3 separate regions of the Homo sapiens genome follow, and all the other regions are linked to region 1. A link is an interaction called in ENCODE POLR2A ChIA-PET data of the cell type or tissue named here. Cell type or tissue: GM12878. All regions are shown on one strand.

The links. Peaks named below come from ENCODE experiments on the same cell type or tissue, not always from the same donor. Only the 100,000 strongest peaks of a DNase experiment are listed, where the experiment ranks them.
Region 2: POLR2A ChIA-PET joins it to region 1 with 7 read pairs; 2 of 35 experiments call an interaction of 5 or more read pairs at or near these places.
Region 3: POLR2A ChIA-PET joins it to region 1 with 5 read pairs; 4 of 35 experiments call an interaction of 5 or more read pairs at or near these places.

Annotation. Positions count from the first base shown.
Region 1 is chr14:68,820,227-68,824,226 of GRCh38, reverse strand. No RefSeq gene overlaps it. Among named protein-coding and RNA genes, the nearest start is that of ZFP36L1, 29 kb to the right of the region's middle. RefSeq lists enhancers at 948-1,047, 1,628-1,687, 2,998-3,197. In GM12878, no CTCF peak of the experiment used is centred here; DNase peaks (open chromatin) are centred at 1,856 and 3,056; H3K4me3 peaks cover 1,551 bases; H3K27ac peaks cover 3,087 bases.
Region 2 is chr14:68,740,251-68,744,250 of GRCh38, reverse strand. No RefSeq gene overlaps it. Among named protein-coding and RNA genes, the nearest start is that of ZFP36L1, 51 kb to the left of the region's middle. RefSeq lists an enhancer at 2,419-2,468. In GM12878, no CTCF peak of the experiment used is centred here; a DNase peak (open chromatin) is centred at 2,240.
Region 3 is chr14:68,727,055-68,731,054 of GRCh38, reverse strand. LOC105370547 (a long non-coding RNA gene) reads right to left here and starts at 3,032. Exons shown (of 4, transcript XR_007064227.1): 1 at 2,917-3,032; 2 at 1-1,247. RefSeq lists an enhancer at 1-319. In GM12878, no CTCF peak of the experiment used is centred here; no DNase peak of the experiment used is centred here.

The DNA.
Region 1 (4,000 bases):
CCCTTACCCCATTGGCCTTCCCTGTCCATGGCAGTGACCCCTTGCTGAGTCACATCCGCACCACCTTGCACCCACCCCCTTGGGCAAACAGGGCCCGGGCAGTGACCCCCAGGGCCCAACAGCCAGTGCAAAGGAGTTCTGCCCTGGCCAGGCCTACTTGCCTTTCCAGGACAGCAGTTGGGGCCTCTTGGCCACCCACCCCCACCTCCACCTTGGGCAGAACCAATGGATCTCTTTTTCTTCTTTTCCTCCCAGCAGGGGTGGGCAGATCGATACGTGGCCCAGGTTCCTCTTAAGCAATGGAGCTCCCAAAGCCCTGTAGATGATTGACCTGGCCAGCCCATTACTTGGTCATGGAATGTGTGTGTGCCTGGCAAGCAGAAGCCCTGTGGCCTCCAGAGTCCCTTTCTGGGTAGGGTTCTTTCCAGGGGGGGAGACCACCTGGGGGCTATTATTCATGGTAAGCCAGATCCCAGTGGGCCACCCAATTTCTCAAAAGCCCCATTCCCTCTTCACTCCCAGAGGCCATTTGACAGAGCAGCGATTGCTCCTCTCTCTAGGTCAACCCTTTAACCACCGCAACATTCATTTACTAGTCTGCATGTCCACTGACTGCTCAACCACTCACTCACCCATGCGCGCTTATACACTCACTTGCCCTCCCACTCATCCCCATATCCTCTCACATATCCCCTTACCTGTCCACTCCCTCCCTCATCCCAGTGAATACCTGAACATCTGAGGTGCCAGCCTGGTGCTAGGCACAGCCAGCAGAAAAGCTCTAAGCAGTTGTCAAGGGCAAAGCCTTTGGAATCAGAAGGATGTGAATCCTGACTGTACTGTTTCCTGGCCACCTAGCTATGGGCACATTTCTCCAATCTGTGAGCCTTAGTTTCTTCATCTGTAAAACAGGGACCTCATGCACCTTCCTTTCAGGGAGGCTGTAAAGATCGGCTTTAGGATTAATGCATGCAAAGTGCTTCAACCAGAGCCCAGAGAACACAGCTGTGGTCACCGGGCCTCTCAGCAGCCATGTCCTGGCCGTGGGGACTATAGTTGGCCCCATCTGACCCTGGGCTGACCCTGGGACAGGCAGGGGCCCATTCCTGCCCCTCAGCTAGGCTATGCTCCCTGGACAGGTGGTCCCCACCCCCAACCCTGGAATAGAGGGCAATAATCACCCAGCTTCCCATGCATCCCTTCCCTGGCTTTCTTTCCCTCAGGGCGCCCTGGGGTTTTCAGGTCAGCCAAGACACCTGGAGCAAGATCTAGCTTGCTCTCTCCCCTCTCTGCCAAGGAAGTTCTCTGTGACAGCAGCAGGGGGTGGGAACTGGTTGAGAGCATCTGACCCTCTGAGGGAGCATTTTCCTTCCCACATGAGGCCCTATGTGCCCAGGACCTGGTTAGCCCCCATCCTCTTCCCTTCCACCCAGAGCCCCAGTGCAGACTGTTCCCTCCAGCTCATCTGGGAGTTCCCTGGGGCAGGAGGTGCACCCTGAATGCCAAAAGGTGGGCTTAGCTGTGGGGTCAGCTAGGGCAGGGGAAAAGAGAGGGACTGGAGCACGGCTGGGGCAGGGGCTCCGTGTGAAGGGATTTCCTTCATTTCCCCTAGACAGGCAGCCATGTGAGGTTCACAGGGGAGCGTTGTGGGCCCCTTGGCTTTTATTAGGGGATGTGTAGAAATGTGGGTGTGGACCTTTGAGTGGCTCACACCAGAATGCAAATTTTCTACACACTGGCCTGGTGACCTTGGATAAGTCACTGGTAAAATCTTAGTGGTTTAAGAAATACACGTGACATACTCAGCATGCACTGACACCCAGGAAGTGCTGTGTTATAAGGGGATGGCCCTGGGGCCAGTGGCTTTGTACCAGCCTGGGTAAGTCCCTGGCCATTCAACTCAGCCAGCAGGGGAAGGGCTGTAGGGAGCCCTTCCCCTCCCCTTGGCCGGTCCTTGGTGGCACTTTCAGTGGCCATGTCCTTGCTGGATAATGCTTCTTTCATCCTGGATGGGGTGCAGGTGGGGGTGGCAGTTAAGAAGTCCCAACTCCCCAGGCTCATGTTTTCAGCCTGACTTACTGAGTAGACCTGCCTTGGTGAGGATGAGGTGGGATGGGGTGAGCGGTAGGGGTGCATAACTGTCTGGAGGTGAGCTCGGCTGTGGACATGTGAGCACACACACACTGTCTCATATATTCCAGCTGCAGCTGCCCGTGGGTTAGGGCCCTGCCTCTGGTCTCCTTGCCCCTGGCAAGGTGGTCATTATTAGTTTCCTTCTCAGTTTGCTCTATTTTAAGCTTCTAGAGGACAGGAACATGTTTGTTTTGTTTTTAAAATGTTATATCCTTATTGCTCAGTAGAGTAACTGGCACTGAATGAGTGAGATGGAAGAATAATTGGACACTAGGCAGTCAGTGTCAGAACAGGGTGTGTGGACAGTGCACACTGAGTCTCAACTGGCCATCAAGTGGGCCAAGGTGGGCATCCCCAGGCAGGCATTCTAGGGTCCTGTGTATTGCCATATCTGTGCCCTCCACCTAAGGCTGGACGTTGGTAGGGGCCCTTATGTCATGGCCTTCTTGATGTGACAGCCCTGCTTTCCTGAGGCCAGGGATCCCCGGTGTGGGCTGTGTCAGGCGCTGCCAGCGGGGAACTCCCCAGGCTCAGTGCTGGTGCTTGTTCTCCGGAGCACCCCTCTGTCCTGCCCCTGGCCCCAGCACCCAGTTTCTGTTCTGGGGTGGCTCATCCTCATCAGAAAGGGAGCTCCTTGGAGGCCTCGTGGTGCCTGGCTGGTATACAGTGGGTGCTCAGTACATGCCTGCCATCTGAGTGGTCCACTTGCTGGACGGGGCTGGCCATGTTGCCTAGGGAAGCTGGCTGGGAACAGCGTTCCCAACCCGGCCTGCCACCAGGCTGGCCCCCAGGGTTGAGCACCTCCCAGCTGTCACAACCCAGTTGTGAGAAACGGTTCAACCCCCGGGAGTGCTATGGTCTGTGGTTGGCCAGGGGCTGGAATTCCCCCAAGGAGGCGGCCCCTGCGGCCACGCTATGGTCTTGCCTGGATCAGGGTGACTGGGAGGCCAGAGCACCCTCGCCTGTGAACCTGCGCTGAGAAGTGAACCTGCGCTGAGAAGTGAACCTCAGAAGGGGTCAGGTCACCACTCAGGGACCAGCATGCCCCCAGGGGCAGCCTCCTCCCAGACGGCAGTGCCAGGATGGGGCCATCTGGGGAGCAGGCTTGCACGGACCATGTCTCTCCGGTGTGGACTCAAGCTGGGAGTCTCAGCGCCTCGGGACTGTTTCCTCATCTGTAAGATGGGAGTGCTTACAGACAATGGAACATTATTTAGCCATAGACCAAGGTGTAATAACAATACATGTTACAACCTGGATAAACCTCGAAAACATGATGCTAAGTGACAGAAGCCAGACACAAAAGCTCTGGATAGGTGAAGTATCCAGAATAGGCAACCCCATAGCGACAGGAAGTAGAGGGTGGTTTCCAGGGCCTGGGGGAGGAGGGAAAGGAGAGCAACTGTTTAGTGGGTATGGGTTTCCTTTTGGGGTGATAAAAATGTTTTGGAACTAGACAGAGGCGGAGGTTCCACAACCCTGTAAATATACTAAATTCCACTGAAGTGTTCACTTTAAAATGCTTCATTTTATGTTATGTGAACCTTACCTTGATAAAAAACACAGGGGTGCTACTGACTTCACCAGCTGGTTTGGAGGCTTCAAAGAGAAGATGGCCGTGTAGCCTGAGCTCAGCCAGTGACACTGGTGAATGTCAAAGAATGGAAGCCATCGTGACCCTGGGGGCTGTGTCAGTTCCCTTGCCTTGCTGGACTCCAGACTGCGGGAGTCAGGGGCAGGAGCCAAGGGGGAGGTGAGGGCAGGTGGCTTCGCTGGGCACACCCCTTAGTCAGGGGCAGAGGGAGCTGCTGCGGCTGCTTCAGCAGCTGTGGGTGAACATTCCTATGCTGCAGGCCCAGGCTCCCGC
Region 2 (4,000 bases), 80 kb after region 1:
TTGTTGGTTAATGGATGTGGAACTTCAGTTGGGGAAGATGGAAAAGTTCTGAAAATAGAAAGTGGTGATGGTTGCACACAGTGTGAATGTCCTTAATGCCTTTGAACTTGCACTTAAAATGGGTAAATGATACTTTTCTTGGAGGGCGGGGGGTGAAGTCTCGCTCTGTCGCCCAGGCTGGAGTGCGGTGGCGCAGTCTCGGCTCACTGTAACCTCCACCTTCTGGGTTCAAGCGATTCTCCTGCCTCAGCCTCCCAAGTAGCTGGGATTACAGGTGCCCACCACGACGCCCGGCTGATTTTTGTATTTTTAGTAGAGATGGAGTTTCACCACGTTGGCCAGGCTGGTCTCGAACTCATGACCCCATGATCTGCCCGCCTCGGCCTCCCAAAGTGCTGGGATTACAGGTGTGAGCCACCACACCTGGCCACATTTTATGTTATATATATTTATCACAAAAAAGGGGCAAAATTATAACTCTCAAATATAGCAAAAAAAAAAAAAAATTGACCGTGCAGAACATGCGTTTAAGACCCACATAAACTTTCATTCGTGTAATCCTCACAACGACCCTGTGACTCAAGTTCTATCATTTTCCCAGTGAGCACCAGGCCCTGTGCAAGGTGTATTACACAGACGGCTTCTTTTGGGGAAAACCCTGCACAGTGGGTTACTATGTTCATTTTATGGATGTGAAGTGGAGCCTTCTAGACAGACAGAAACATACAAGCAGTGAGGTGCCTGAGTAGGCTAAAATTCAGGCTTGGCCGAACCCAGAAGCTACATGGTTTCTGTACACTGCGCTACCTCTTCCAGCACCAAGTGAGCCAAGATTAGAACAGAGGCATAGAGAGGTCAGCAGTATTCATGTAGGATGCATGTATTAAGCACTGACTGTGTACTCAGCTCTTTACTTGTCACTAAGAAGATCAGAGAAGTAGAAAATGCTATTCTTGCCCTCATAGGATTAACTAAGGTACATGGGGCTCTGCAGCAGATATTGGTATAAAACTATCTTCGGTTGCATTACCTTGGCTCCAGGGCTGTAGGAGCCAAAGGGAGAGAGTTAGGGTGGAGGAGAGTCTGGAAGACCTCTGGAGTCAGGACTTCCTAGGAAGGAGTCATTGAGTCCATTCTGTGTTCTAGGTGACAGGAAAATCTAGTTGTGTAAATAGGAATAATACTAACACAAACTCATAATTCCCTATCTGCAAGCCTGAAACCCAAAGATCCCAGGGACGAAAAGGGTTGTTTGTTTGTTTGTTTTTGCTGTTGTTGTTGTTTGTTTCTTCATTTTGTCAATTTGGTGCCAAATCTCATTTAGCAGCAAAATCTGATCTGAACTGGAGAGGCTATTTGCAGTCTGAAGTCCCTCCAAGTAAAAGTTGACATGGTCACTGCAGCATCATGAATGTGTCTGATTGTGAGGCCCTGACTTGGCACCCACTGGGGGACATATACTAAAGACAGCCTATGCACCATATTACCTCCTAAAAGAAGAAAAAATACTGGGCTTTTGGATGAAGGATTGTTAACTTATACTCATCGCATGATAGACTATGTGAAGGAGGCATTTTGACAAGTGCTTTACTCCCATTACCTCATTTAGTCCTTACAATAACCCTATGAGGCAGGTCCTATTATTATCATTCTCATTTTACAGGTGAGGAAACTGAGACCAGAGAAGGAAAATAACTTGCCGAACGAAGGCTACAAACTTGCAAGTGATGGGGCCTGGTTGAACTTAAGGTCTTTCTGTTTGGCAATAGCATCTCAGTGACATCCTTGGTTGGAATAGTTTTAGAATCAAGGTAAAGATGGAAGTCAGACCATGGAGTTCCCAGGAGGAAGGAGCTAGAGGGGAAATGGGACCTGAGGGGTGGGTTCCCCATCTGGGTGTTGACAGGGAGGGGAGGGCAGGCGAAGGTGAGAGGCGACATCCCAGATCAGGTGGGCCTGGCTGGGCAGCCAGGGTTGGGGCTACAGAGGGCTTGGGCCTCTCAGCAGAGCTGGGGCTCCCTGTGGTAGAGGCTGCAATTTGGACATCACAGAGCCCCAGAGAGCATGAGTCCCCAACCCTGGTCTTTAACTTGTCACCTTCTCCCAGACATAAACAGCCACCCTCAGGCCTACAGCCATTCCCCTTTTTGTTGAAAGAGGAAGCAGTCACAGAAGGCACCCTTCACCCACTCTCTGTGGTCTCAAGAAGAGGAACCTGGATCTGATTTGGATTTTTTTGAAGAAATCTTGCTTTGATGTGGTCTAATCCAACTTCTTCATTTGCTGGTCTGAGTGGGACAGTGGGTGCTGTACCTCTGTGGGGACCGACCAAGGGGATTCTCTCAGCCAGGGATCCCCCCAAGGGCGGAGTTTCCCAGCCCCGGTACCCATGACTCCTCGGGTACCTCCAATGATCTCCAGGCTATTGGAACCTTCTCTAGACAAAATTTAAATATTGAAATAAATATTCTATGAAAATAAACCTGTGGGAAAAAATAAGCCTATGCCAATCAGTTTTTTTTTTTTTTTTTTGGAAAGGGGAGGATAAAAGAGAGTTATAACCTTTTAAAAAGATATCAGTATTCTAAAAGCATAGGCAATCAGGCAGTGTGTGGGGGAAGTCCTGGATTTTACTTTTTGACTCCCTTATTCCCTCACTATATGACTCTGGTCATGAATAGATTTTGTTAATTATAAAGCATGACAGCAAGAGGGTCAATGCTGCATGATCATCACCCTATAGCAGAAATTCCTACCATGTTACTTGCTTTGATCTGCTTTCCTGAATGAGCGGGGATCTGACATACATTATCAGGGCTACTCATATCCATACTTCCCCTCTCTAGGCCTCAATTTCCATAGTAGTCAGGCTAAGCCAGGCCATGCTGCAGTGACAAATAAGACCCCAGTTTTCAGTGTCTTCACACAGTGAAGCTTTGTATTTCCTGCTTTGATGAGGATGGACAGATCCTCTTCCATCTTGTAGGTATGCCATCTAGGGTACATGGACTGTCTGGTCACAGTGGCAGGGGATAAGAGGGATGGGGGAGGCACATACTGTCTTCAGTGTTTGGGCCCGGAAGTGACATGTATCATTGGCTAGAATTAATCACCTAACTGCAAGGAAGGCTGGGAAATTCAGGGAAGCACATGGATATTCAGTGGGCACAAATGGACTCTGCAACAGTTTCCACATCTCTCGAATGCGAGGGTTGGACTAGATGACCTTGGAACAGGCACCCCTACCCCCCAGCTCTGGCTTTCTAAGATTGTCTGAGCCAGAGACCCAGAAGTTGATGACTCACAGCAGTGATAGTGCCCTGGATTACTGCACACTGCTTCCACAGGAAAAGCTGCACCCCTCACCCCAAATATCAATTTTACTTTCTTCATTCTTTCCCAGACCATCTCTGAGCTATTTGTTCTGTATTGCCCTTAATCAGCTCCCAACTCCCAGATACTTCCAAGGTAAAATGGCCTCCAGCGACCCTAGATCAATGTAAATGTTTGCTCTCTGAAAGAGATGGGGCTTGCCTTGAAGGGGACACTAATGAAAAGCTGAAAGCTGGTAGGCTGGGACCACCTGGAACCACTTAGCCCTGGAATCCCACCTCCCTTCTACCATCTCTAGAGGAACTCAGGAATAATTCTAACGTCTACCTCCACTTGCTTTCTCCTGTTTTCCTCTCGATGTGTATACTTCCTACTTCTTTCCCAGTTTGGTGAGATCCACATTGATCACTGGAAATATTTCTGTCGAGACGATTAAAGATGCACATTTGAGGCCAGGCGTGGTGGCTCACGCCTGTAATCCCACTTTGGGAGGCTGAGGTGGGCGAATCACCTGAGGTCAGGAGTTCGAGACCAGCCTGACCAGCATAGAGAAACCTCTTCTCTACTAAAAATACAAAATTAGCTGGGCATGGTGGTGCATGCCTGTAATCCCAGCTACTTGGGAGGCTGAGGCAGGAGAATCACTTGAACATGGGAGGCAGAGGTT
Region 3 (4,000 bases), 93 kb after region 1:
TGCCCCACTCCTCAGCCCAACCAGCTAGTCACGGATGGAATAAAAGGCTTGGTTCCCTTGGCAACTGAGGGGACTACAGTTTTTCACAGAGTACAAGATGGGCTTGGGGAGGAAGGGAGGTGAAAGTGAGGGATGGGGGGTGGTTTGCAGGAGGAGGGAAGAAGCGGGGAGGGGCAGCCTGTTTACCAGTGCTGCTTGAGTTTGAGTCTCAAGGGAACCTTTTGTAGGTTCTGGCCTGGGAAATGCAGGATACCCTGAGTGTGGGGGATGCTCTTAACTGCTTCTCAGTTTTGAGTCACCATTGGAAGTCTCTGGTCCATGGTAGAAATGTGATTGTTGTAGGCCTCATGCTAACCTCATGGACAGCTCAGGGGAGTTAAGCAGAGCCTACCTTTATAGGTGACTAGGCCTGGCCCTGTTTTATAACTGGAGACCCCTGGAAGTGTTGATAGATGCTTGAGCCCATAGAGAGCTATTTGTGAAGCAGAGATTAGAATAGCAGGCGCCTGTCTCCTGGGTCTGATCTCGATGGACTAGACAAGGCTATTTTTAATATCAAGCAGGAGAGCTGCTGAAATATAGACAAAGTGCAGAACCTGGGCTGATTTTGTCTCAAGCACAAGACTTTGTGAGAGGAGCTTAAAAATCTATCCATGTACTGAACAGATACATTTAGCCTCAGTGAAAACAAATGATAAGGGACGGGAGACTTTGTCCCAAAACTTTGGGATGAGAGGTCCCCACATGTTGTCACTAGCACGGAGGTGTACAGGAGACTTGGTATAACCCTCTCCGAGGCTTTAGATGGTCAGGGCTGCCCACCTGGCATTGATAGAAACACCTTTTATTGCTGCCATTAAAAGTGTGGCATCTGCCAAATGAAAAGAAAGGAAGCAGAGTGAATATGTTGATATGGTGGCTTAAGAAGATAGAATAGTGTAAACCGACACACTGTTCAAGAGTCTTGAAATGATTTTTTTAAAAAATGGAAAACAGAACCCCAAACCCCTATCTGGTATAGCAGAGAGTTCTTGGAAAGGATGAGAATGGGGTTCATGGCTGCTTTGGTGGAAAGGCTTGCTTGGTTCTTCTGCCTTTGCCGGGGGACCTGGGAGTGGGAAGGGGATGTTGGGGGAGAGGTCACTGTGTTTTCCTGAGAGGGTGGCGAGGGTCATCACCGTGAAGTACTTCCTCATGCACACTGCGGTCAGTTCCTTCAAAGCCTGGCTCCGATGGGTGGGTCTCATCTGAAAGACACAATTTGAGGAAACCTAGAGGGCGGCTCCTAAGATGAGGAAACACCTGGATGGCAGGTCTCTGATAAGGAAACAATCCTGAGATACCACTGCAGCTGCTTTGCATGCATGACCTATGCCCAATCAGATGACCATCTGCTTTAATCATCATAACCAAATAGTAATAATAAAAAGATCAAGGAATCACTTATCACCTAATTAATTTACTTACTGACTGGTGGGTTGGCAGAGAAACAAGTCTGGGCAATGCAGAATAACAAGCTACTTAGAAAATATGCAGAGAGGCTGGGTGCAGTGGCTCACGCCTGTAATCCCAGCACTTTGGGAGGCTAAGGCAGGCGGATCACAAGGTCAGGAGTTCGAGATCAGCGTGACCAACATAGTGAAACGCTGTCTCTACTAAAAATACAAAAAAAAAAAAAAAAAGAAAAATTAGCCGGGTGTGGTGGTGCACGCCTGTAATCCCAGCTACTCAGGAGGCGAAGGCAGGAGAATCACTTGAACCTGGGAGGCGGAGGTTGCAGTGAGCTGAGATTGTGCCACTGCACTGCAGCATGGGCGACAGACTGAGACTCTGTCTCAAAAAAAAAAAAAAGAAAATACGCAGAGGATGGCAACCCAGGGAAGAGAAAGTCACGTGAGCTCACCTCTGTGCTCTCGAGTGCATATAAATTCATGTAAGTTTCAAGACAATTCAGTGAGGTTGGTGTGATTATTATTCTCATTCTGTAGATGAAAAAACCGAGGCTTGTGTAGATTAACTAACTCGAGCAAGATCACGAGGTTGGAGGTGGTGAGCACTGGGTTTTGAACGCTATCAGATTATCCTCGATCTATACAGCAGCCTATAGTCAGAAAAGCATTTTCAGATCTGAAATTTCACTTGATTCTCAAAACCACTTATGGCAGGAGGTGATTCCCATTTACAGCCACAGAAGCTGAAGGTCATGGAGTTTAAGTGACATGTTCCAATCACAAGACTCTATGTGGCAAAGCTATGACTGCTCTGGGGCTTTTCACACGATGGCCTGTTTCCTGATCTCAAATTCCATTCTCAAATATCTGGGAACATTTTTTTGATTTGTTTGTTTGTTTGTTTGTTTGTTGAGATAGGGTCTCACTCTGTTGCCCAGGCTGCCGTCCGTTGGCGCAATCACAGCTCACTGTAGCCTCTCAACCTCCCAGGCTTCAGCAATCTCCAGCCTCAGCCTCCACAGGCTAGCTAGGACCACAGATATGCCTTTTAAAGTTTTTGGTATAGACAGGGTCTTGCTACACTACCCAGGCTGCTCTTGACCTCATCCAGGAAGACTTTGATGTCTGCCTTTCACTCATACATATATTTATTCAGCCATTCAACTAATATTTGCCAAGCACCTGTCATGAACAAGGCATCAAGGAGAACGGAAAACAAGCTAGATTTTTAAGAAGTCCCTGTGAATAAAAAGAATCTTATAATCTCACCGTCTGTGTCTGCCCTCACAACTATCAGTGGAAATTTTCCAAAATCAATGTGCTAACAGATGTGTTTTATTTCATAAGCTGGCACACTTAAAATTGAAGAACTAAAATGTTAAGAACTATTGAGTCACAAACATTCTCTGAACACCTTACACCTTAAAATGGAGGTAGTAATTCAGTAAGGTTTGGATGGACTCACGGTGACACCTCAGTGGGACACTTCCAATTCCTGGAGACAGAGGAGAGAAGAGTTTTGGCCAAGGCTCCCTTTGGCTGTCCACATTTGCTCAGACACTCAGCCTAGCTAGCATTCCTGTCTCCCCCCACTGTCCCTGCAGAATCTATTGTGAAGGGGCCCCTCCCATGGTCAAGCTTCCTCCCCATATCAGATTTTATGGCCCGGCTACTTCCTGGACAGGGCCAAACACTTAACAGATGCCTAGACTTGTATGGGTCAACGTCAGTGCGTATGCCGGTCATATTTCCTACACACCCATCTGTACAGAATCACACATTAAACATGATTTCTCACACAGAACTTCCATGGGGAAATCCTCACCCCCAAAGTGACAGAAGTTGCCAGAATATGTACAGGGAGGTAAAAAGCACTTAAAGACAAGTGAGCACGGTCATTTGCCCTGGAAGAGCATGCAGTGTTGGGAGAGCTGATAAACAAAATTTCCATCCCTCTCCATTCATCATTCATCAGTAAGTCATGCAGGTCAAAGTGTAGGGGGAAGGGGAAGAGGGCAGAGAGAGGAGAAAAGGGAAACTAAGAATTTTTTTTTTTTTTTAGAGATGGGGTCTCACTATATTGCCCAGGCTGGCCTCAAATTCCTGAGCTCAAGTGATCCTCCCACTTCAGCCTCCCAAGTAGCTGGGACTACAAGTGTGAGCTACCACACCCAGAGAGCTATGGAGTTTCCATTGTAAGGAAAATGAAGATGACAAAGGAATGCTGGGGACAGGCTTTTGAAGGGAATAGATCAACTCAGGCTGAAGTGCAGTGGCACAATCACACTTTAAATGAGTACGTTTTTAAATTTGTGAGTTGTATCTCAATAAAGATATTTTTAAAAATAGATACCTTAAACCTCACACATTTAAAAAATACAGGATATGGTATACAAAGAATAGATAGGACATACTTAAACTAAAAAAAAGAAATTACTTATTATTCATCTGAAATGAAAAGTTAACCAGATGTCCTATATTTTATCTGGCACTCCTACCTCCCCAACCCTCAACACCCAAAGCTCTTTGAATTTGTTTTTATTTTCTGT